Regions from separate parts of the Homo sapiens genome. Here regions 2 and 3 are each linked to region 1. The links are chromatin loops, found by intact Hi-C in ENCODE. Cell type or tissue: heart left ventricle. All regions are shown on one strand. Region 1 overlaps MIR99AHG (mir-99a-let-7c cluster host gene). Region 2 overlaps MIR99AHG (mir-99a-let-7c cluster host gene). Region 3 overlaps MIR99AHG (mir-99a-let-7c cluster host gene).

Evidence for each region. A loop is a pair of places that touch in the nucleus more often than their neighbours do. Peaks named below come from ENCODE experiments on the same cell type or tissue, not always from the same donor. Only the 100,000 strongest peaks of a DNase experiment are listed, where the experiment ranks them.
Region 2: a loop joins it to region 1, with 2.2 times the contacts of the local background. A loop is called at or near these places in 29 of 110 quality-filtered maps.
Region 3: it touches region 1 in a loop (2.4-fold over the local background); 24 of 110 quality-filtered maps call a loop at or near these places.

Annotation. Positions count from the first base shown.
Region 1 is chr21:16,189,534-16,197,533 of GRCh38, reverse strand. The region is part of intron 3 of MIR99AHG (mir-99a-let-7c cluster host gene); the gene reads right to left. Among named protein-coding and RNA genes, the nearest start is that of SNORD74B, 91 kb to the left of the region's middle. RefSeq lists an enhancer at 2,938-3,698. In heart left ventricle, a CTCF peak has its summit at 3,016 (motif pointing left); a DNase peak (open chromatin) is centred at 3,023; H3K4me3 peaks cover 3,479 bases; H3K27ac peaks cover 3,577 bases.
Region 2 is chr21:16,301,202-16,309,201 of GRCh38, reverse strand. The region is part of intron 4 of MIR99AHG (mir-99a-let-7c cluster host gene); the gene reads right to left. Among named protein-coding and RNA genes, the nearest start is that of SNORD74B, 20 kb to the right of the region's middle. RefSeq lists an enhancer at 1-361. In heart left ventricle, no CTCF peak of the experiment used is centred here; no DNase peak of the experiment used is centred here; H3K4me3 peaks cover 3,954 bases; H3K27ac peaks cover 6,014 bases.
Region 3 is chr21:16,079,118-16,087,117 of GRCh38, reverse strand. The region is part of intron 2 of MIR99AHG (mir-99a-let-7c cluster host gene); the gene reads right to left. Among named protein-coding and RNA genes, the nearest start is that of MIR99AHG, 13 kb to the right of the region's middle. In heart left ventricle, a CTCF peak has its summit at 4,499 (motif pointing left); no DNase peak of the experiment used is centred here; H3K4me3 peaks cover 1,233 bases; H3K27ac peaks cover 1,123 bases.

The DNA of each region.
Region 1 (8,000 bases):
GAATGCAGCTGATATAATATGTACTCTTAAAGAGAAGGCACGATTTCACTGTATCAGCTGTCAACTGCTACAAGGGTACAGAAGAGCCTGAAATTTAGTGACCAAGAGAACTGAAGAAGTAAATCAAAGAGTGTCATAACCCTGGCACATGTCCAGGCTACTCTCTCATCCCTATGTGAGCTCATAAGTGCACACACACACACACACACACACACACACACACCACCAACCTGGTCTATAGGCAAAGGAGAAGTAATCATCAATATGGTAATAAATACATAAGAAAAGCAACAAACCCACTAGTGATATATTCTGTAACAAGCGCTTGGTGTTACGCTTCACACCATTGGTGAAGCATTTTTTTTTCTTGTTTTATTCAGAACACTTGTCAGAAGACTCTTTCGTTTTATTTCATCTACACATGTCTTCAAAACTAAGTGCATAACTAGGAGGAAAAGACATTGCCTTAAGATGTTAGAGGCCTAAGCACAAGATATGTGTTTATGTTTGTATGTGAATATATGTTTTATATATAGATAAGAGAGATCAGCATATATTAATCTGTGACCATATAGCCACTGTTTCCTAGTAATCAAATACGTAATCTAAACATCTATGGAAGACTAGCTTTACATAAGAAAATATACACCTTCTTAAAATCATGGTATTAAAATTATGTGGTTGACTTCAGTTTTTAAAAGATGCCTCTGTCTCAGCAGCAAATCAATAAGTAAATATACAAAGAAAAGACAGGCGTTACTAGTTTAAGATTAAATGTTAGGAGAACTAAGAAGTAGGTCTTTAGTTTTTCACGATTTATGTACTTTCATTAGAGGGAAGCTCATTCTTTTGTAGCGTCTCTCCAAAGCCTAGTAACTTCCTGCCTTGTGGTTAGACTTTATAACCAAGTAAAATAATAAAGTTCCCTTTAATTTTTGGTCTTTACATTCATTTGGAGGGAATAGGTAAGTGGTAAACATTTTTTAAAACATCTTTATACAAAAAGGATAAACTTTCAAAGGTCTAATCTCTTGGCCTTTTAAAAACCCTCAGCCACACCTTAACTTTACTTGAGATATAGTGAAAGAAAATCCAAAATGATTTATATGTCCTTTCCTGACTATTCATATTAAGATAATAACAAAAGACCTTATTAACAAAACACTTTGGGCAATTATGATAAGACCACAATTTTTTAAAGCTCAAAAGATTCATGCAAATAAAATCTTTGACATTTTCTTTCAAAAAAAATATTTTCACTTTCCTGCAGCACTAATAAACAGCTAGGAACTGTGTATGTGGGCAAGGGAGAATGAATGTAACAGGTGACGAGAGCATAATGAACTTGTTCTCTTAGAAAAGGATTTGTCAGTCACATTTTGCAATTGTTGAAGGAAGCTTGTATCAAATCATAGAAACAGTTCGGAAAATAATTATTCTTTTTATACATAATTTTTGTATAAAGGCAAGCCTATTACTTAGTTCCACAACAGTTGATTTTTCCTTAAATCTTTGCAAAAGAGAGCTAAGTAATGCTTCAAAATTGCCTTATAACTGAAAGCACATTCATTTTTTTCTTAAAAGCTTTCTTCCCTTTGAAGAGTTTTGGAGCTTCTAACTCCAATATATTTTTTCAGTTTCTTAGTTTACTTTAGCAAACAGAATGTATAAGTCTCCAAAAACAAGAGCCTACTCTAGTAAATTTTATTTTTTAAGTGAGTATACAAAATTTGTATTACGCAGCTGCTCTTTAAAAAGTTTAAATGAATGTGACGCACGAAGTAACCACACAGACCTCTATATTTCATCAGATCAACAGGGTGAAAGCACATGTTTCACTTCGTCTCAGTTGGTAACATCTAATGCAGTCACCTTGTTAATAAAATTGCTTTTTTAGCAAAGTCAACAACAGCAATGATATCTTGGCACTTAATAAATTGTAAAACTGAATCTGCAATTTTTGCCAAAGAAAAACATTTCTATTAACATTTCTAGGAATAGTCTCTATAGGCTCTGATATTTTTAAAATAAGAAGCACATTTAAAGTAGAGTTATAAGTATGACTACACGGGGAGTTAAACAAAATTTACACTCTGAGACATTGTTCTCCAGAAAACATAAGCCTAGCAACTTTCAAAATATTTGCACCAAAATAAAAACTACTTGGTACCATTTCAAATTTTTTTAAAGTGTGTAAAGTTTCAATGAAATATGAGCAAACAAGACAAAAAGAAACAAAAGAAGTTTGCATGCCGCTTCCTAAAAGAAATTTAAACAATTCTTTGCCAGGAATAACATCCACATACTACAAGAAGGGAACTGTTGAAATCAAACACACTTACTTTTTAATATGTAAAGATGCACTTTTTTTTTTCCTATTTTAAGTTAAAAATAAGAGGACACACCAGTGATCTTGCTGGCAGTCAGATAACGCACAGGCCCTGACCCTTCAACTGGCCAGGAATTCTCACACAAAGCTCTTTTCATGCAGACTGCGCTATATATTCCTAAGATAAGGCGGCAAAACATGAAGCCGTGGAGAAGTGACACAAAGTCGAACTAAATGAAATGTTTACATATATTCTGTCACACCGTTGTTCCTTCATCATCTATCCCACACATGATTTGCCTAAAACAATGCTGATTCAAGTTGAAGAGAAGCATGATTTAAACCAAAGGACAATTTTCAGAAAAAGGACACACGAGACAATACAAATATTGTATTTTTCTGTTTGCATCACCAAGGTTAGTGTGAAATCAAGCAGAAACAAAACCACATCGTCTAAGAACTTCTAAGAAATGCTTTTGCTATAATTTCCCTCAAAGCACAACAGATTTCTTAACTTGTTTTACAACATAGAAAGTATATTTTAAATATAATATCTTAAATCTGCACTCACCATGAAAAAGCAACAGTTGCGTAGAGTAAAAGTGTGCTATTTTCTGCCCCTGTTCCATTTCAGTTTTGCCTATGGTTGTCCAACACCCAAAAGCCCAGAGCTGCCACCCAGAGGCCCCTTCCACAAGCTGGCTTATTTGCCTGTCAATCTGAGTGCCGGCTTCTCTATTATGCAGCTGTGCACTTTGCTGAAGTTCTAATATAATTTCCATACGCTTGCCACCGCCTGAAGTAGGCGATTTGTTCTTTCAGTTCAATGAATACTCAAATCACTTTTCAGGTAACTGTAGGATCAAGCTTTAAGTTGTTCACCCTCAAGTTAAGGAGTTCTTGGTAAGAAGTGGGTGGAGAGAAGTAAGCTCACTACAAGGGAATTCAGAGTGTAATCAGAACGCAGAGAGAAACTTCCTCTTTTTTCCTTCCTTGCTAGCCTGAGCTACTAGTGCCTCTTTCACAGAACTTAGGAATGTAAAGGGAGGACGCAAAGAGGCCCCGCCAGACAACCCTTTCTCAATCAATTAGCTTGCAGCCATTACTTGTGACCTTAGGTCACACAGCATAAGTGTGTGGGGCGTGCCTTCAGGGGTCCCAAGGCTACTTATTACAGCTTAGATAACCAAAACCAAGCAGACACTAAAATCTAGAAATACTTTAATAGAAAATGTACTGAAGATGTGACTAAAGGTAAACTCCGAGTTTTTTTTTTTTTTTTTGCAGTAACTTTTTGCAGTAACTACTATCTAATCCAGTCAAATATATTTTTTTTTTTTTTACATTAAGAAATCTAAAACAATGTTTTCCATGTTGGATCAAACAGGATTTAGAATGAAGCAGTGAAACTTTTTTTTATATTAAATTTCAAGCTGGGAATAGAGAAATGACAAATAATATATCATATAGATCACAGGATCATATATGTGTTACTCATATAGCTCAGGTTCCAAGGTCTCATTTGAGTTTTGTAAAGAATGCTGGTTTATTACACCTAACTGCAGAGTAGAACTACTGTAAACAAAGTTCTCTATGCTTAAGGAAGTCAAAATAATATCACTTTAGGGGCTAGGAACAACTATTTTAAACTCTAAAGATTACATACTATCTTAGTATCATGATTTCTCTCATTCTCATAGTTGTTTTAATGAGAATTTCCTTTTGAGCTCTATGTCAGACAAATGTTTTTTCTCTTTAACATTTTTTTAAAATGAGAACTCAAACTAACGGAAAATAGGAGAAACACTAAAGGAAAAGGTAATATTTTAAAACTACAGATTTGTGTAAATTTCATACTGTAAGTTTTCATATTCCTTGAAAACACTAAAAAATAGTAGCCGCCACCATCAATAAATCAATGATACAGAAACATCAGGCAATTTTATTTCAAATTAAATCCATGCTTTTGAATAATACAACCCAATTAAGAAGCACAGGCTTTGATACTGATTGGATTAGCCAATCTCTTCCCTCCAAAAAGGCTGTTACTCAGAAATGGATTTGCCACACCCACGTTTTCTCAACCTTGTTACTTGATGATGCCACAAGGCATGTCTGACTCAGCACAGTGCAGGAATGGCAATATTCCTCATGGATACCTGGCCAACTAAATTGTCTGCAAAGTGGACAGTGACATAAATAAAACAGACAAACCAAAAAAAAAAAATCAAGAATAAATAAGACAGGTGTAAAAAAACAGCGGCCAAATAATACTGTCTGATGGATAGAGTCAATTTTAAAAACTGCAGTAACAAATAATGTGGTAATAGGAGTGTTAAAATCAGTTATGGGTGGGGGTTAGGGCAGAAATTAAGAGTTTCTACTTTCTCCAATATACAATAGAGAGTCACTGATAGGTTTGAAAAAACAGATTGACATTGCCTCTCAATAAATTTTAAATAATAATAATTTGATGTCTTTTAGTGATTCTGTTATGGACGTTTTATATATTGAAAACAGGCATTATTGAAAACCATTTTTGGCTCTTTAGCCAATAGATATGTAGAAAATCAAAAATTCTAATTACTGTTTGAGGAATACCTAGTTTTTAGAAATTTCTACAACTCAGCACCACCCTATCATTGCATGTTTCATCTTACTCTGTTATAAAAAGAGCAAGCTTTTTTTTTTCTTGTTTCTTTCATTTGAGACTAACAAATAACTTCTAAAAGTCAACAAGGCCAGCAGGTCTTATGCATTAGAAGTCTGCAATTAAACACCTGAAGATCTGGCCTCTATTCTGACAGAGCTACATGCACAAAACAAAGGACTTTCTGATAAAAGTGCAAAAAAGGTCACTAATAACCTACATAAAACATAAAACATACATCAGCACTTGAAAGGGCCTTGGTGAGTTCACAGTCCATAATGTATTTTTTTTTAATGGCCAGTTGACTAAAACAACCACAGACATTCTGAATTACATACGGGTTACAGAAAAAAATCCCATTTTAAAAGTGACTGAAAAGATCACTACCAGGATGCTATTGAAAAAAGTTGGTCGGTTTCCACCATCATTTCACGGGGATATTGTCCACTGCTCTAGATGCCGTGGTGATTTTATCAAACATTGCAGAACATTTTTCACTAAGTTCATCTAACTTGAAAAACATCTCAATAGCTTAGATAATTCTACCACTAAAACCCTATGATGTGTATTTAGAGATGCTAAGTTAGAATAAATATGAAAATAATTAAAATTATATTTTAATTAAATAAAAGGCCATTCAAAATGGTATGACATAATAATAATATATGAAGTTACAAAGACATAATTTCAAAACATCACATAATAAAAGAAAATACTTGCTACTTATTATGTCATGTTGATATTTTCTACTCTAATCCTATTATGCATCTATGCATTTGTCCAATCATTTGGAATGTCTTGGAAGATAGTCATTTTGGGATGAAGGAAGAGTTGAACTAAAATCAAAGACCTGAAAAATATTGCCATAAAAATTTTAGTTTTCCATGACATCTGGATAGCAGTCCACCATCACAAGGTGGTCTCAGCTAACTTTTTGTTAAAATACTTAAACTGAAAAGTACATCTCTCAACAATTCTAAAAACTAAGATTAATAGCGGTAATATCTTTACCATTCTTCTAAAGCTAATGATGTTGGGCTAAGAAAAACAGGTGGTCTGCATTGTAGAAAGATTAGTCCTATCCATCTGAAAATTAAGAAGGTATTTTTAACAATTCTTGATTAACTGCAGTCATATTTATGGCCTGTTCCACCAAAACTTGGACTGCCATAATTACATCAGGTATCAATAGAAGGTGCTGGTTCTTAGGGTACATAGTGCGGTGTCCTTATATCACTATCTCTTCCTATTTTGGCATTAGTACCCAAAAACAGAAAGTTGCAGCGAGGTGGAGTTGGGGGAGGACGGGGCAGGGAGGGCTGGCATGTAACACATTACATCCCCCCAAAATTAGTTAAAATGAGTTATACAGTAGGAGAGAGAGGAAGATGGTGAAGAAATGAACTTACTGTACTAGGAATAGTAGCTTTTCATCCTTGTGATATAACAAGGTTTGGGACATAAGAGACCTACTTACTATTGAGAGCAAAGTCAGATTGCATAGATGTGTCCTGGTCTCTAGCTGCTGGGAGGTCCACACACCAACGTGTCACCCAGCTGGAGCAACATGAAGTGGATTTAATCAGCATGAATGGGATTTAACCAGCAAGAAGTGAATAGTAAGAAAACAACAGGAGTTATCTGGTTGTAAACATGACATTGGATAGATCTAAGCTAATCCAGAGTGTTGAGCCAATAAAAAAACAAATATAAAGGTGGAGCCTATACACAAATACTACAGAGAAAATGGGATAAGAACATTTTTAAAAGGAGAGCAATAAGTAAATATACTACTATTAAAACAGGTGAAAACAGGGATTTTAAATAAAATTCACAAAGCCATGTTCCCTATCATACAGGACAAGAAGGAGGAAATGGCTTAAAATAAAAGGAAGAAAATGAAACGGAGGTATACACTTAAAAATAAAAAAAAGAAAAGAAAGAAACCATAATGGATTTAAAAAAAAATGAAGTAAGGATGATAAATGACACTGGAAAATTACAACAGTGAAATCAATGACAAACTTTAAAAAATAAGAGATGTGTTTGAAATCTGTAGCAACAATATAGGTAAGCTTGCTGGAAGAAATCTTCTAATATTTGATTTCACATGTTTTTAAATCTAAAATGTCACAAAACATAAGGAAAACTTAAAAGTATATTCTGTGTTCTACCCAAAAAGACACAGGCACTTGTGTGTTCATCACAGCACTATTCATAATAACAAAGACATGGAATCAACCTAGATACCCATCAGTGGTGGACTGGATTAAGAAAATATGGTACATACATACCGTGGAATACTACACAGTCATGAAAAATAATAAAATCATGTCCTTTGCAGCAACATAGATGCAGCTGGAGGCCACTATCCTCAGCGAATTAGTGCAGGAACAGAAAACCAAATTCTGTATATCCTCATTTATAAGTGGGAGCTAAAGACCAGGTACCCATGGACATAAAGATGGAAACAATAGACCCGGGGGGTCACTAGACGGGGGAAGAGAGGGAGGGAGGAAAGGGCTAAACGTATTGGGTACTATACTCACTACCTGGGTGACAGGATCATTCATACACAAAACTCAGCATGCTACACTATACCCATGTAATAAACCTGCACGTGTACTCCCCGAATCTAAAATAAAAATGATATTACGATATCACTTAAAAATGATATTATGAAAGAGAGAAACATGTCTATAAAAATGTGAATAACTTCAACATTATTAATGCATAACAGCTCTTGCACATTATTTTAAAGGAAAAAAAGGAGCAAACACTTTAATTTAAAAAGAATGGATAAAGAAGAGGAAGAGATGAGCGGTGGCTCATGCCTGTAATCCCAGCACTTTGGGAGGCCGAGGCGGGCAGATCACAAGGTCAGGAGATCGAGACCAGCCTGGCCAACATAGTGAAACCCGTCTCTACTAAAAATACAAAAAAATTAGCTGGGCGTGGTGGCAGGCACCTGTAATCCCAGCTACTCGAGAGGCTGTGGGCAGGAGAACTGCTTAAACCCGA
Region 2 (8,000 bases), 110 kb before region 1:
TAGATTAATTCATTTGTAACTAGAGATAGTATAACTTTGACTGTAACCTATGAAGCCAAAAAGTTGAGGTGTTCTTTCAAGGAGATAATGAGATGGTGTCTATCATTTAACAGGTTTATTCCAGAAAGGTGAACTTGAACTGCCTCCAGGTAATTTCAGTGATTTGTAAGAGTAAGTAAATCAAATAATCACATTGATTTTAAATTAAACAAAATTGTCTGATAAGCTCTGTTTCAAGGGAAAGTTTTTCTTTGTTTTTGCCCATTAAAAAATTTGCAAAAATGTTATTCTGGAGCATTAAAATAGACTCAAAAGCACATAAATTCATTATGATCTGTGAAAGGCATATAAAATCATGGCGATTTCATATGTTAAATAAATACTATATATTTATGATATATATCTTATGGCATGATTTAATTAGAAAGTACACAATATAAAAAGATTTTCACATTTCATTTTTAGTACAATTACAATTCACAGCTTGTCATCAATAACTAATGTTGACAATAACTAATAGCAACTATAACACCTGCTCATTCTAAAAAGCATTCTTTTACTGTGTTCTTGTAAAATCAGAATGACTTTAAAATGCCTCCTCTACTAATCTGCAGTATATTGCTTAGCAAGTACTGTCTGTATGTGTCATCAGTTTCTGTTTTGTTTTGTTTCATTTTAAGAACCCACTATTTCATACTTCAACGCATACCTATTTTCTCTAATTGCCACAGGCAAAGGGGAGGTCCCTGACAGAATAAAGAAGGTTATTGTGACAGATGAAACATAATTCACAATGAGTACTCTTTTCATCCAGCTCTAAGTAGCAGAGGATTACTTCCAAGCTGAATTTTGTGGCAGAATGTATGAGCTGATTTTATTAACACATAAGGATAGGGCAAAGGCAGAAAAACTATTTCTCCTCAGCTGGATGGTGGTTATTTTGTGTGTGTCTGTTTGGGGGCTTTATTTTGATCCACCTCAAGCAGAAGATATGCTGGCCAGAAGAGACTCTGAAGACATCGAGGGCATAGGCGGGGAGGGTAGAAAATAAGAAATTTAAAGTAATAAAAGTTGTGGGTTTTCTATACTAGATAATGAGAAATGATGAACTAAATATACAGTATTTCTACATTCTTTGGCATGCACATGAAATAAAGTCATACTTTTTTTCAACAAATACAACAGCTGCAAAAGTAGGTAAATTTTATTTCATAAACTTACCTTTCTTTAGATGATTTTCTTTGTTTTTCATATTTTTAGTTTCAAATGCTTTGTGAGATCTCTAGATGCCGTTTAGTTTTATAAGAGGGCTTAATATTAAACTTGGGTTAAATACGTATATGTTTATTTGAATATTTCACTTGCTTTCAATTGTTTGTTTTGCTTTTAATGACAAGGATTTTATTTGATCTTTATAAAATTTGTATATGCAAATACAAAAAATATTTTCCTTTCTATTTCTTATGAGGTCAAATTTTTAAATTAACTAAAAGAGGGGCAAAAACTTGTACTTGATAAATATCTGTGCATAATAAAAAGAAATCCCAGACTATAACATTTATTGCAATTCATTTGTTTTAAATAGATTTTTACTTACATTAACCATTTGGATTTAGTTATTCTTGAAAATTGTTTGTATTTTCTTCCCTAATACTTTATAGAAATTGTAGTTGAAATAGTTTTCTATCTGTGAAAGGGAAAGTGTACAGTTGTTCTGTCTGCTAGTATGCCTACTGTTACAAGACTTACAACAAAATGCTATTTCCCTATGTTCTTGTCCAGAAAGTTTAAAAAAAAAATCTAAATTCTAAATTGAAGTCTTTCTCAATTTATTGGATCCATTTCATATTTCAAATATTGTAATGAATAATTCAAATGCACTTAATTTAATTAGGTATTCCCTGGAAGGAGGAATAAGACTATAATCTACAACTATTTGTTATTTTTTTCTTAAATACAATAATTTGGTTATTTTGATATACCAATTATACAATTTGAATTAGCTGAAATGATTTCATTAAGTTGGTTTTGTAGCTAAAAGCTAAATTAAATACGTCATAATATTTATCTTGAAGTTTACCACTGTTCACAAATACTTATTACTTCATAAAGATTTACTTCTATTGACTGATTTCTTGGTGAATGAATTGTTAATGTTTAAAAAGTAGTAATTTAAAAATAAGAGTGCTTATTCTATAACTTGCAAAAATATAAAAAATAATATAATTATGATTTTCTATTTGTTGATGAAAGCAGAAATCCTCCTCTGTCCTCCCTACACAAAAAAATAACTGAATTAAACATATGCCTTGCAAATATTTTAGAATATTCTTTCGTTATGTTTTTGCTAACACAACTAAAAGATGATATTTTAACAAAATAAGAATTTCAAAGGAAAAATATAAAGATTTATATAGCGATTACTGTCAGATTGTCTGCAGAGATTTCCTATCTATAGTTTTATGTCTTCCTAATAATTACAGAAGAAAGCCAATTTACCTACTTTGGTATTTGGTAAAATTTTTCACTTCTGTTGTTATTTTATGACTATCCTCTTCATGTAATTTATTTGAAATAGCTGTACAACTTATATTTAGAAAGTATAAATGACTGAAGTGATATTTTTAATTAAACATAGGGGAAAGAAGAAAAGTTTCCGAATGATGATGTTGTTATTGAAATTGTTTAAATGTGTGGTTTATAGTATAGATTTTTAAAATAATAGGTTTTGTTTTGTTCATAGTTAAGTGGAGCATACCAAATGGTTTTATCTAAAAGTAAAATTCATTTGCACTCACTGAATATTATAAAATATTATATAAGAAAATAACTGTACGGCTCTGAGGATAAGACTTTGTTTTGCAATTACATGACAGCTTTTTAAAAATAACATCATGCAACCTGAAAATGATGTCATTGTATTGTTTCCATAAAGAATTTACCTGAACACCCAGCATAGTGCTGCAAAAAATAATAGAAATAGAGGCCAGTGTATTTTATTTCGGGTATGATCTTTTCAGAGTCAACCTCTGTTTTATTCAAAATTTATTTCCTGTGTTTCAGGCCCAGAACATTTTTCATATTGCATTCTTCTTCCTCCCTCTCCCTAAAACACATTTTGCTATAAACTTCTGCACCAATCACTAGGAAAGACACAAACAGTAGTAGCGGTTCAGGAAGCAGCCCCGTGAATGTAAAAATCACAGACTTTGATTTTATAAGACAAGTTGGATAGGAGTCAAAACTGCCACATGCGGTGTGAAAAAATGCCACCCTGGTGTGAACAAAAGGTTTAAAATGGAGTCAAGAAGCGTGCAAGCTCGATGTCTAAGCTTTTCCTGTGAATTGTCTGCCACAACCTGCAGGGTATCAAGTGGGCTGGGAAGAATAGAGAGCTCTTGGAAGCTACAACTGAGAAACATCGGCAGTCAAATGTGTTAGTTTTTGTTTTTGTTTTGTTTTTTAATTTATTTTGTTTTGTCTCATTTAGGCATCATTATACTAAACTGTTTTACCCAAAACATAAAACAAATCCAAAAAAAGTCACATAATGTGTGAAGAAACTGTTGCTTACAAATGAATTGTTACTTTTTTTTTTTGCATCCCTTCATTTATAGCAAAGCAAATTTATCAACTGCACTTTATAGTTTAAATTCCTTGTTTTGTGGGCTTGAGTTCTGTTTACAAAATGATGAACAGGAATAGAGGCTCATGAAGTCCTAAAAATTAGAATCTAAAATGTAACTATAACACGCATATTTGGTTAACTTCTAAATTACCAAGAAAAGGTGGAGAAAAAAGACTGAGTTCACTATTGGAAACAAGTATTTCAGTTTTTAATAAATAATGCAATAACTCTGAATTCAGCAGGAATAGACCCTTCAAGAAACACTGCTACAATATCCTGCTATAGTAAGCCAATTACACCTTTCTCTAATATTTTGCAATGTAAAAATTTACTCACAAATAATCAGTCATTAAACCATCATCATTTGCTTAAATAACAATAAAAGACAATTCAATTTTAAGGACAATTAAAAGGTATACCATTGTGTCATAACCCGCACTTCAATAATCTTAATATGTGTATAAAGGCACAACTCTATGAATGCTAATTACATAATAAATTATGAATAACATTTAAAGAAAGTAACATTTCCTAGGTGATTGTGATCTAATCAATACAACACATTTAAATGCCTCAACAAACATCTTTGATGAGCATTGAAAAGATCCTTAAACTTCGAAGCCAGTTTTATTACATTTGCATGTTATCTCTTATTAAAGATTGGGTCTAAAGCCAGCAAATCCCATTGGTTACGAATGCAGGTCAAGACAGGAACATTTTTCTATTTACTCTTTGTAACACTGGATAAAAATCAATCTGCTACTTTCATTACAACCATACAATCAATTCCGTTTAAAGTATAATACAACAGCCAAGTCCAAGGACAATATGGATTCTCGGAAAAAGCTTATACCGTTTGCAGGGCTGTACTTGATACAGCTCCTGGTAAATTGTTTTCTTTTTAATTAGTGTACCTGGTCATTTAAAGCAAATATGCCTAAATGAGTATTGCAATGTAGGATCCAACCAAAAATGGAGAGTACTCTCTTCATTTAAGCTGCATTTTAAAAAATCCTTTTTAAACAATAAAAACCATAGGAGAAAGAATTCTATTTTTAATCTAATATGACATAGCCATTTTGATATTTCAAGCAAAATTAGCACACACCAAAACTTCTACCTTGAAATTAGCATAAGAAATCCTTTATTTAAAATACCAGCTTCCTCTCATCTCTCAGCAAAATGACTTTATTTGGATTACTCTTACTTTACATCAAAATGACCAAGATTACTGCTTCTAGATTTTTTCTTGCACAAAGCATATCCCAGTAAACAAAAGAAATATGCCCACTGTATACTCCATTTACACATAATAGAATCACTATTTTAAATTCTTTTTAAGCACTAAACGTAAGATAATCTTCATATATGTAAATTATTAGAAAGCACAGATAATCCACTGTATACCAACACTAATGGTGGTTCAATGATTTATTTTCCCTTTATTTTATTTTTTCCCAGCTTTATTAAGATAGAATGACAAATTTAAAAATGGTATACATTTATAGTATACAGTCTCATGTTTTGATATATACAAATGCATTGTACAATGATTAAATCACCTCACATACTTATTTTTGTGGTGAGAACTTTTAAGATCTATTCTTGTAAAATTTTTTGAGTACAAAATACAATACGTTATTATTAACTAGTTGCCATGCTGTAAAATAGATCTCCGGAACATATTCATTCTTACGCTTTATATACTTTCACCGTCTCCCATTCCTCCCTCACTTTATTTTAGAAATAAGGATTTTTTCCTTTTTCACATCAGTTTTAAACATTTCAATTTACAGTCTCATGATTTTCTCCAACATGTAATGAATGTCTTCAAGAAAATCACAATTTATAGCTCTCTGAGTTATAATATTGAAATATATTCCTTATTTAAAATGCAGTATGCTCCTTCCATAGATGAGGAATAATTCAAATTTAAATTAAATAATTTGGTGGTTTTATTAAAAAAATCTATGTCATTTAATGCAAATCATATGATCCTGAAATTTTGGAGTTTGGAAAAGTTTTATCCACTTAGAAAAACAATTTCAAATTTTGCTTTAATATTTTATTCTTTCTGCAAAACCTTATAATGTCACATTTCTCTGTCATCTTTTAATAATCTGTTTATTATAATAACTATTATTAGTGAAACTCTCTTTCTAGTGATAAGAAGTAAACTGAACTTTTTTCAAGCGAAGCCTATGGATAATGCCTGAGACGTGAAGGTACTCCCACATCTTCTATGGTGCTCCAGATGTTCTCACCCAGAAACAGGCATCATTTTTGCTACATTTTTTGTGTACATTAGCAATGCCTAATGAATCCAATGTCAAAGCCTCCAGACACATCGTCACTGCCCAGCAGACATCCAGAGGCTGTTCTCCTCCAATCCACCTCAAGAACCCAATTTCTGATGGCCTTGCACAGCCTTCAACACAGCTGCTGTTCAGTTTTGTTTCCTTCTTTTCATTGGCCTCCAAAACTGACGGCATCTGAGTCTATTCTTGCCTCTCTCTGATCTATCAGACTCTAGTCCTTAGACTGAGCAGGCGCCACACTCACAGATGACTTGCAGAAATCATGCTCTAGGCCACAAAACTTCATCAGAGCAAATTCAGAATGCAGAGGTCAGAGATAGACAAGCCAAGCAAGCCTCTGACAGTAACTCAGCTGACACACGGATAGACTAGGACAGAGTGAATGCTAAAGTAAATGTTAGCTTAGGCCATTCATTATACAATCACTTAGAAAGCAAAAAAATTGTTTCAAGTACATGGGCCATAACTTAAATGAGAGATGTACCACTTTCGTGTTTATACACAGGCAAGCAAACAAACAAACAAAAAACACTTATATGCTCATTTTAATATTTTTTTGTAATTTTTTTATGTTAATGTCATGTTTTTATATGTTTCTAAAGCCCAATACCACCGCTGTTAAACTTGCATCCCTGAGATGGCATTTAACATATTCTTTATTTTAAGTTTTGTATCCCACCCCATCAGATATCCTTTTAAATGAAAGATAAACTTCCTGAAAAGTCAGAAATGGGTTAATCCTTCAGAGTCTATCCAAGTTTCTCTGGAATGTCAGGATTTCCTAAAGGAAGATCAGAAATCACTAGCTGTATTTCCTCAGCTTTTTTATTTTTCTCTAACATTTGAAAAAAAGAGGGCTAAATATGATTTACTTTTCTTTTTAAAATTAAATTTGTTCACAGATGCTCAGTTTCATATATCAAATCATAAAACATGATACTTTTCCATGTTGAAGGGATTTTTAAAACAATCTAATTAACATAATTTTGTATTACTTTTCCATTAGCTATACTACATTTTGGTAAAAGTAATGAGCTTGAGTTAATGTTTTTTTTAAAGAAAGTGTTTAAAACTATTTTTAAATGTCAAGACTTTATAAATAATATTTTATGTCACAAAATTATAGCCCCATGCTGAATATGCTTATAATATATCCTAAATAGGCAATGAAAACTTTATATGCTTTCATTGTTGCTTTGGACTAAAAGTAAAACCCCATCTATGAGCCACACTGTTCACTAATCCAAGAAAATACATGTCACTGTGATTTTAGGAAAAAAAATCTATCTTAGTTTATATTGTTCTTTAAAGCAAAGCCTCAAGTTCAAATCTTGAGCCCAGTGCACTGCCTCACACTTCTCAATTTATATTTAATAATGTCAAAATACAATTTAGACATTTGTAGTATTATAGCTTTTGCTATCAAAAGCCAATACACTTCAATTTATACATATAATTGTGAAACTTGTTCTAGAAATGGAAAACTATTGCCCTCTAAGCATATTTTACTTTAAAAAACATTGAATGAAAGTTGGAACATGACAATATTTCTAGAGAGCATTATTTCTTCCAGACAGTCAGATAACAACCATATGTTTATATATATATGGTTTGAAAGATAAATATAATAAGCTATAAAAACTTGCAATAAATTGGCAACTGTTCTTTGGGGGATATGATGTTTTATTAGAGGCCTTGCTCTCAAAAGACATTTCTGAAGTAACTCATAAACTAGTATAGACATTGACAACATTTTACATCAAATAGTCCTTTGGTCTAAAATCCAATCATTCATTCAAGTAACATATTATTGTTATTTTTAGACAGAGTCTCACTCTGTTGCCCAGTGCCAAATCTCAGCTAGCGGCAACCTCCACCTCTCAGGTCCAAGCAATTCTCATGCCTCAGTCTCCCGAGTAGCTGGGATTACAGGTGCCCACCACCGCACCAGGTTAATTTTTGTACATTTGTAGAGACAGGGTTTCGCCATGTTGGCCAGGCTGGTCTCGAACTCCCGGCCTCGAGTGATCCACCCACCTTGGCCTTCCAAAGTT
Region 3 (8,000 bases), 110 kb after region 1:
GAGTGTCAGAGCAAAGAATTTCAAAGGGAGACAGCTGCAGAATCCATTTCAGAGCTCCTTGATCTCTGGATTGGAGCGTATACATACCCCTCTAAATTGTCTAAAGGGAAATTTAGAGTTTACTTTTGGAATATTTAAAGGTAATTTGTTCTGATTAAGGTGATATTGGGAAACTGTTAGTCCAAGAGATAATGACTATTTAATGTGGGTAAATGCTGACATGTTAAACTTCAACCCAAATTTGTTTTGACAAATATTTGTTCAATCTATGCTATTATACAGAAACCACATAAAACTATGTTTACCAAAGTGTACATCTTGTTGGGGACAAATGCTAAAATATGTAAAAATAAGATGATATGATGTCTGGATTTACTTCAAAATAATATAGGGGGAAATTTAGATGGGGGTATGGATAGGACAGAACTCACAATTGGTTGATGTCTATTTGGACTGGTTAATAGCTGCAAGGTAGTTTGATATACTATTATGTAATTTTGGTATTTTTCAAAATTCTCCATAATAAAAAATAAAATACCTACACAATTAATACAACTGAAAGCTGCATTTAAAAACCACTGCTTATGCTGAAATGACAAACAGTTACGTCCTAAAGCTCTTTGGCAAGTTAGTTATTGAAAACTAGACTGCACTTTTCATTTGATTTAATGTTTTATATACCTGATGATTAGGTTCCTGAGTCCATCCACAGAAACCTAGAAATGTTTATTTTAGATGTACTCATCACAATGCTTTCACTAAGTTATGGATTCAAAAATATTTTGTGGGCTGATCCCATTACATGGGGATGTGGTAACATCCTCATATAATGATATTTTCATGCCGTATTATGTTCCACAGAACTGAGGAAAAAAAAAGAAATTTAGCTGCACCAGATACGTGTTTTCCAAACTGTCACTGATCAGTCTAGCCTCATAGACACATGATACAAGATATCATCTAATTCAGTGTAATATTTGAATGAAAAGCGACACTATTAAGAATTGTAATGAAACAAAAGATATAAACTGAGACTGCCCCCAAATAAACCAGAACCTCTCATCGCCGTATCTACAAGGCAAATATTCACATGTTCTTATGCTGAAAGAGTTAATGTATCACAGAAACTTAATGATTATTTGCTAGTTCCACAACACTATTACTTTACAAATAAAATCTGAGAACTCTAAGATTATACGTTGATTTTTTAAAATCACAAACTACAAAATATTACTGCCTTTTTCCTTCTCTTACTATACGGATTTACAGCTTACATTTGCCTACAGATTCTATATGTTCTAAATGATTTCTCATATTTTAGGCAGGTTAAAAATGATTTGGATGATAATCTCAATTCATGTCTTTTGTACTGTTCACCAAATCTCACGTTATTTTCTTTCTCCGGCGTACAAGGAAAGAGTAGATTTCTTAGCCCCTAAACAGTTAGGTGGCACCATGTGACTAATTCTGGCTCATGAAATGTGACTAATTCTGGCTCACAAAATTTAGCTGCACCAGATACATGTCTTCCAAACTGTCACTGATCAGTCTGGCCACATAAACATATGATACAAGATATCATCCAATTCGGTGTAATATTGGAATGAACATTTAAGTAATGAACACTTAAGTAATGATCCATCTCACTCACTACTTGCTTGAAAGAATCTCAGCTACGGCAAAGACTAAGCTAAGTCAGAAAAATAAAATTAAATTATAAAGCTAAACTTCATATATTTCCTATGGTAGTCAGGAAAATCCAGGCTATACAATGGTAACAAATGAATCTTGAAATTTCAGTAACTTATGTCATAAAAATCTTTCATCTTCACTTAGTACTCAGTGTATTTCACTTCATCCTTCACTTTGGTGCGGCTCCTTTCCAAGCAGAGTCTTAGAAATCCAGGCTGTTTCCATGCTGGAGCTTGGCCATCTCAGGACACAGGCCAGAGTCGGTGAAGTGACTCTGATGCCTTCTGATCAAATTTCATGAGCCAGAATTAGTCACATGCTGCCACCTAACCGTTTAGCGGCTAAGAAATCTACTCTTTCTTTGTATTCAGGAGAAGGAAAATAACATGGAATTTGGTGAACAGAAGCTAATCTTTCAGAAAGACATAGGAGGTTTTCAACCAACAAGCGGGTCTTTCTATACTTTAAACAAAGTGATACAGTATTATTTGTATGACTATAATGGCCACTGCCCTCCAACTCAGCACGATGATGTTTGAAATACCACAAATGAAATAAATGATTTCCAGAGGACAGGCTTAGCACAAATGTTTTCAATAGCCCATTCTGATTAGAAGAATGCATGAAATCGTTCTAAACAAAATGTCTCAAATTATAATATCATCTCTCTTTCTGGTGTTGTACATTGAGATAGGCCAAAATTTCATCACAGCCCTCTCTGAAAGAAACTACATTCTGAGGAATGGGACCAGTGAGTCTGGCTTCTCTTCCTCAGGTTGAACATTTCAGTCACTTAAGTTTTTTTTTCATTATAAATCTGTTCTGAGGGCAAAAAAAAAGAGAAAGGGCTTTAGAATCTACGATTCACCATATTAACTATACTCATTAAAGTGATAGAGGACTAATGTGGGAGAAAATGTATTTAAAATCTAAAAATATGATTACTTAAAAAATTGGGGGTAATAGTTTTGATGGAAAGATAACTATTTCCAATACATTTGGTGGCATGTGAATTATTATACAGAGTGATAATTAAAAGACTCAGTCTACTACTTATGCCTAATAGATTGTGACTAACCATCTCTAAAGTTCTAATTTTGGAATTCTCTCTGATATTTACAATGTGATACAGGCAAGCCACTTAATTTCTTTTCTAGTTTTATACTATCCTTAACAATGAAAATAATACTCTTTTCCACAATGCATTAGAAAAAGATGGTATCTAGTGGATAAAATTGAACCAGTGAGGTAGGAATTTGAGTTTAAAGTTAGCTTTCATCTTTAATTTCTCTTTTCTTTTCTTCTAAGGACTACATAATTGGCAGTTCATACAACTCTAAATACCTGTGTCCCACAGCTCCTTCCTAAGAAAGTTGCCACAGACAATTATTTTCATTAGACAAGTCTTGTGTCTACGACTCTGGCTTGAAGATCAGACTTAGTTCTCAAGGTAAAGATAACTGTGTGTTCAGGTGATCATATCATTGAGCTTTTGAATTGGGATCACTTTGAGAGTAAAATGGGGAGCTAGAGCTATCACTAGTTTCACCTGGAAAACAGGCATAAACTTTGACCTTTTATGTTGGCTATTTGATATGGTTTGTCTGCGTCCCCATCCAAATCTCACCTTGAATTGTGGCTTCCATAATTCCCGAGTGTTGTGGGAGGGACCCGATGGGAGGTAATTGTATCATGGGGGCGAGTCTTTCCTGTGCCATTCTCATGATAGCGAATAAGTCTCACGGGATCTGATGGTTTTATAGAGAGGAGTTCCCTTGCACATGCTCCCTTGCCTGCCACCATGTAGGACGTCCCTTTGCGCTTCCTTCATCTTCTGCCACGATTGTGAGGCCTCCCCAGCCATGTGGAACTATGAGTCTATTAAACCTCTTTCCTTGATAAATTACCCAGTCTCAGGGATGTCTTTTTAGCAGCATGAGACAGACTAATACACTAGTTAAAGAATAAGCTGTCCTCAGTCGGGTCTAACCAACTCAGGGGACTTACTTAGCAAGAGACTGCACTTAAGGGATGATCTGTGTACAACTACAACAAACTGACTCAACCAGTTCTTCTTTCCTGGGGAGTATAAATAAGTGGTATCCAAAAAGAGGAGCAGAGGCAACTTCTGGGAGGCTCATTGTTGGCATGAGGGTACCAGAGCTGTTGGGTTCCAGGAGGACCTGCTGAATCCCAAAGGAAGGTGTTGCTCTGTACCTCCAAGAAATTACTATACCTTTAACCTTAGGGATATGAAGCAGCTTCCTGAGATACCTCATTTCGCTAGTTATCCTTATCACAAATTCCCATCATCTAATATAATTTGAAAGCATCCCCTCTCTGCAAAGTTAAGAGTATACACAATGCAGACTATCATTGGAATTGCATTGCTGTGGAAGGGAGTGGGCGTTATGGGATAGCAAAATGAATGACCAGGTCACTGTAAATTTTGGGTTAAAAATTAGCCTTCCAGTGAAGCTGTAAAATCAAGACTGTATGAATAATAAATTTAGATGCTCATGAAAATGTGTTCACTTGAACATTATGCAATTTTTAAAAATTTCTATAATCAGAGCAAGTAATATTTTTTACCAGACATCATAAAGACTGGACTAACCAATAGTTCGTAATGTCTTGAAAACAGAATACCAAGTGAAAATTCAGAGGTTGAAAAAGAATTTTAAAGTTTAAAATATAAGACAATAAAATTCTTCTAAAATTTGTGTAAGAAGTCCAAATATGTGCTTTTAAATATTAGACTGAAGATTGTCAAGATCAAAGATTTGATCTACTGCCATCTAGTGGAAGTTTAATTTATATTAATTAATGGCTGACCAAAAGAAGCAAAACCAAAACAAAACAACAACAAAAAAAAAACAGTCTAATTTTCAAACTCTAAGCAATGTCAACAATTATCTACTCTAGTGGCTTTATTCTCATGGAGTTACGAGGCTGTAATGAGGGCATCTTAGGCACCACCTAAAGTGCATGAGGAGTAAAAGAATACAGCTCTGAGGTTCCCAACCCTAATCCAAACAGGGTCATTGCACTTTCTAAAAATATTTTGAGATTCCGAGTCGATTTTATTTAAGAAAGAATTCTACTTTAAGAAAAGTTGTTGAAAGTCCTGATCTGGTCTCCTGTCCATCCTGATAAACCAATAAACACCAGTTTTCCAATGTCACACAAATGACTAGTGGCATAGCTAGCAATAGATATGAGATCATCTGATTCCTACTCTCATTGAAATAATTTTGGAGTAACAAATAGACTTCAAGTGCAGCGATCTTTGTTCAATAGCACAAAGAGCTTATTTCCTTTAAAAATAGATTGTTTCCTTGATCGTTATTTAAAATAACTTGACCCTACTACCACCCCTGCACCATTAGAACCCTGAGTGGGAACAGAATCTCAAAATAAATAAATGGAAATGAGATCATGGCTGTAAATGGTAATTATATTATGTCAAAAACACCTTTAGAGTTACTTTAGAGCTCCCTAAAAATAACAATTAAAAAGTAGCTTGTAGAGGATATTTCCTCTCTTCTCCTTTACATTTATGTGGTGTTCAAGGTGGACAAAGTACTTTTGGAAAAAAAAAAACTATAGCTTTTTAACACCGTTTTATATTTTATGAAATATAAAACTATCAATTCTGCTGGAGTGCAAAGAAGTTACACTACTTGTCCCGAGTGAGTTAGAGTCTTTTCTCAGCTCTCCTGACTTCGTGTCCAGCAACAGAATGGATAAGTAAGAGATACAAGAGGAAATAGGTTTATGGGGGGTGGCTATTATTGTTTTCCTCATCTGTTTACTTAGGATGAGTGAAAGTTGGTCATTTTTGAGTTCTGGGAGGGAAGAACTGGTTGAGAGGAAGGTGATGATACAGGAGAAGGATCATCGATGGAAAAATTCCATGAGGATTTAAGAGAGGGTATAACCCAGAGTATATGTGGAGGGAAGAGATACTACTTCCCAGGAGCAAGAAAGGGCATCCACATCTATGACAGCATTGTCACTTTGACATGTCTCTCTTCAGTGTACCACAAAACATTTTTATGAAATGACATTGACATATTCATATTCACTTCTATATATATCCTATATAGCCTCATATAATTTGTGAAGTTGTAATTCAAAAATACCTAGGTTTTTAAATGCCTGTCTTATCAATTCTTTCTTCCTTTATTTTTCATCTAAATGTGCATCCCTTATATCATACCACATAATATTTTCTCTCTTCATGTTTAAAAACAAGATATAAATATTTATATAGTGAAACTTCAATATTATTCAAAAGACATATGTATTTTTAGAATTTGTGCAACTATGGTAATTTATACAGAGTAAAATAACTAAATATTTCAATTTTCTTTCATATAACTCTAAAATTTTTCAAATTTAGAGCAGAGAAAATATTTTTATAATCAAAACTTTAAAAATTCAAATTTTAAAAAATCTTTTTTTTCTGAGTCTATCACAAACTACTCTGTAAATCTGAGCAAGTTGAATACCATTTCTTTACACATTTTCTGGGCACATTTAAAAAATAAAGGAATTAAACAATTGTCTCAAGTCTATGTCAAACTCCAAACAGTTCTGGTTTTATGATATAATTGTTCTCATTTTAAATATGTACTCTTAACAGATAAATTGCTTAAATATGTATTCTTAATATATAAATTGCTTATTTTTTTATGCACATAAGTCATTTAAAATTTTAAAATATTCGTGGGCTTTATAAAAAGCCAAATAACAAGAGAAGGTGCTTCCACAGGAGAGAAATCACTTGAAAAGCTCGAGGATACATTTAAAAACATGAATTTTATATATATAGGCAAAAATGACAATAACCTGTTCTCAGGGAGAAAAGAAAAGTTTCCAAAAACAAATAAGGTAGTACATTTTCCATGTACCTTTGTGTGTTAGCTAGAACATAAGAAGATCTCAAGTTATTAGGATTTCTGAGCTGCTTCTTGACTAAATAAAACATAAAAATCATGGGCAGCTGGCACCATCAACTCCAGGAGGGCCTAAGATGTCAGGTAAGCTACTGAGTGAGAGAAAGAAAAACGTACCCAGTAGGAATTCATGGTATAAAGTTAGCCTACATCATGGAGCAGTCTGAATAAAAACAGGCTGGATTTTAAATGAAACCTTCCTTTTGTCAAAGCAATTTGTATAAGAGAGCAAAATGTCATTGGTATAACTTAATAAATATATATTATTACCCTATAAAGGACCTCAGAACACAAGCTTTATGAGCACAGCGGACTTTGTCTATTTGCTTTACTGCTGTGTCCCTCAGTGCTTATAGCAATGATTGGCACATAGTGCTCAACCAATATTTGTTAAATGAATTGACATGCTGGACTTCTTCCTGCTGTTAGTCTAGACTAGAGTACTAATGAAATCTGATGCTCAAATGAGTGAGTTTAGATCAACAATTACTCATTGCATGTCTAACACATATCAACAAAATTATCTATTACTGTAGTGACCACATTTGCAAAACCTAAACTCATGTTACACAATCTGCAAAGTACAAATACTTTCATGATGACAACAGATTTGCATATCCAAAAATATAATCTTTACCAAAACATTCAGAAATTAACTTTATATTATAGAATGGCCACATAATTTCTAATGAAAAATGGGTCACTACTGAAAATGAAAGAGGGCACCATCAATAATTACCCTGGTACAATAGGCATAAACTAGACATATCCCCGGAGAAATGGGGTATATGGTCTCTCCAACAGCCCCCATACTGAAGCCTATCCCTAGAGAAGAGATATGTTAAAAACCCACTTTCTCAGTCCTAGAAAAATCAATTAACTAACAAAGGGAAAAAATAACTAAAATGAGTTTAATAAAAATTTTTAAAGACTCCTAAACCATCATCCTAGGAAGGTAATAGAAAAGCTTAACTCCACTGCAAAATGAATATCTTGTAAGAGCTGAAAAGCTAAACAGATCTTATTGCACTATAATGACATGCAAGACGATCTCTGTTGATGTTTAATAGGATGTTGGGTAATTGCTGTTAAATAAAAGGAGAAACGGGGATTATTAAAAGGCAATATTACTATAAGATATCCCAAACAGAATGTGTAATTTCTTTGCTTTATGATTTATATACATAGTTCAAACAACAGGTACACCTACAAAATATCATGGCAAAGTTCAGTTGATCGTCATCTTCATTATTAGTACCATGAAAGCATGGATAAAACTTGAAGGGAGTAATAACAAATTGTAATAGATTAGATGAAATTGTAAAAGCATCATAAAATTGGCACATA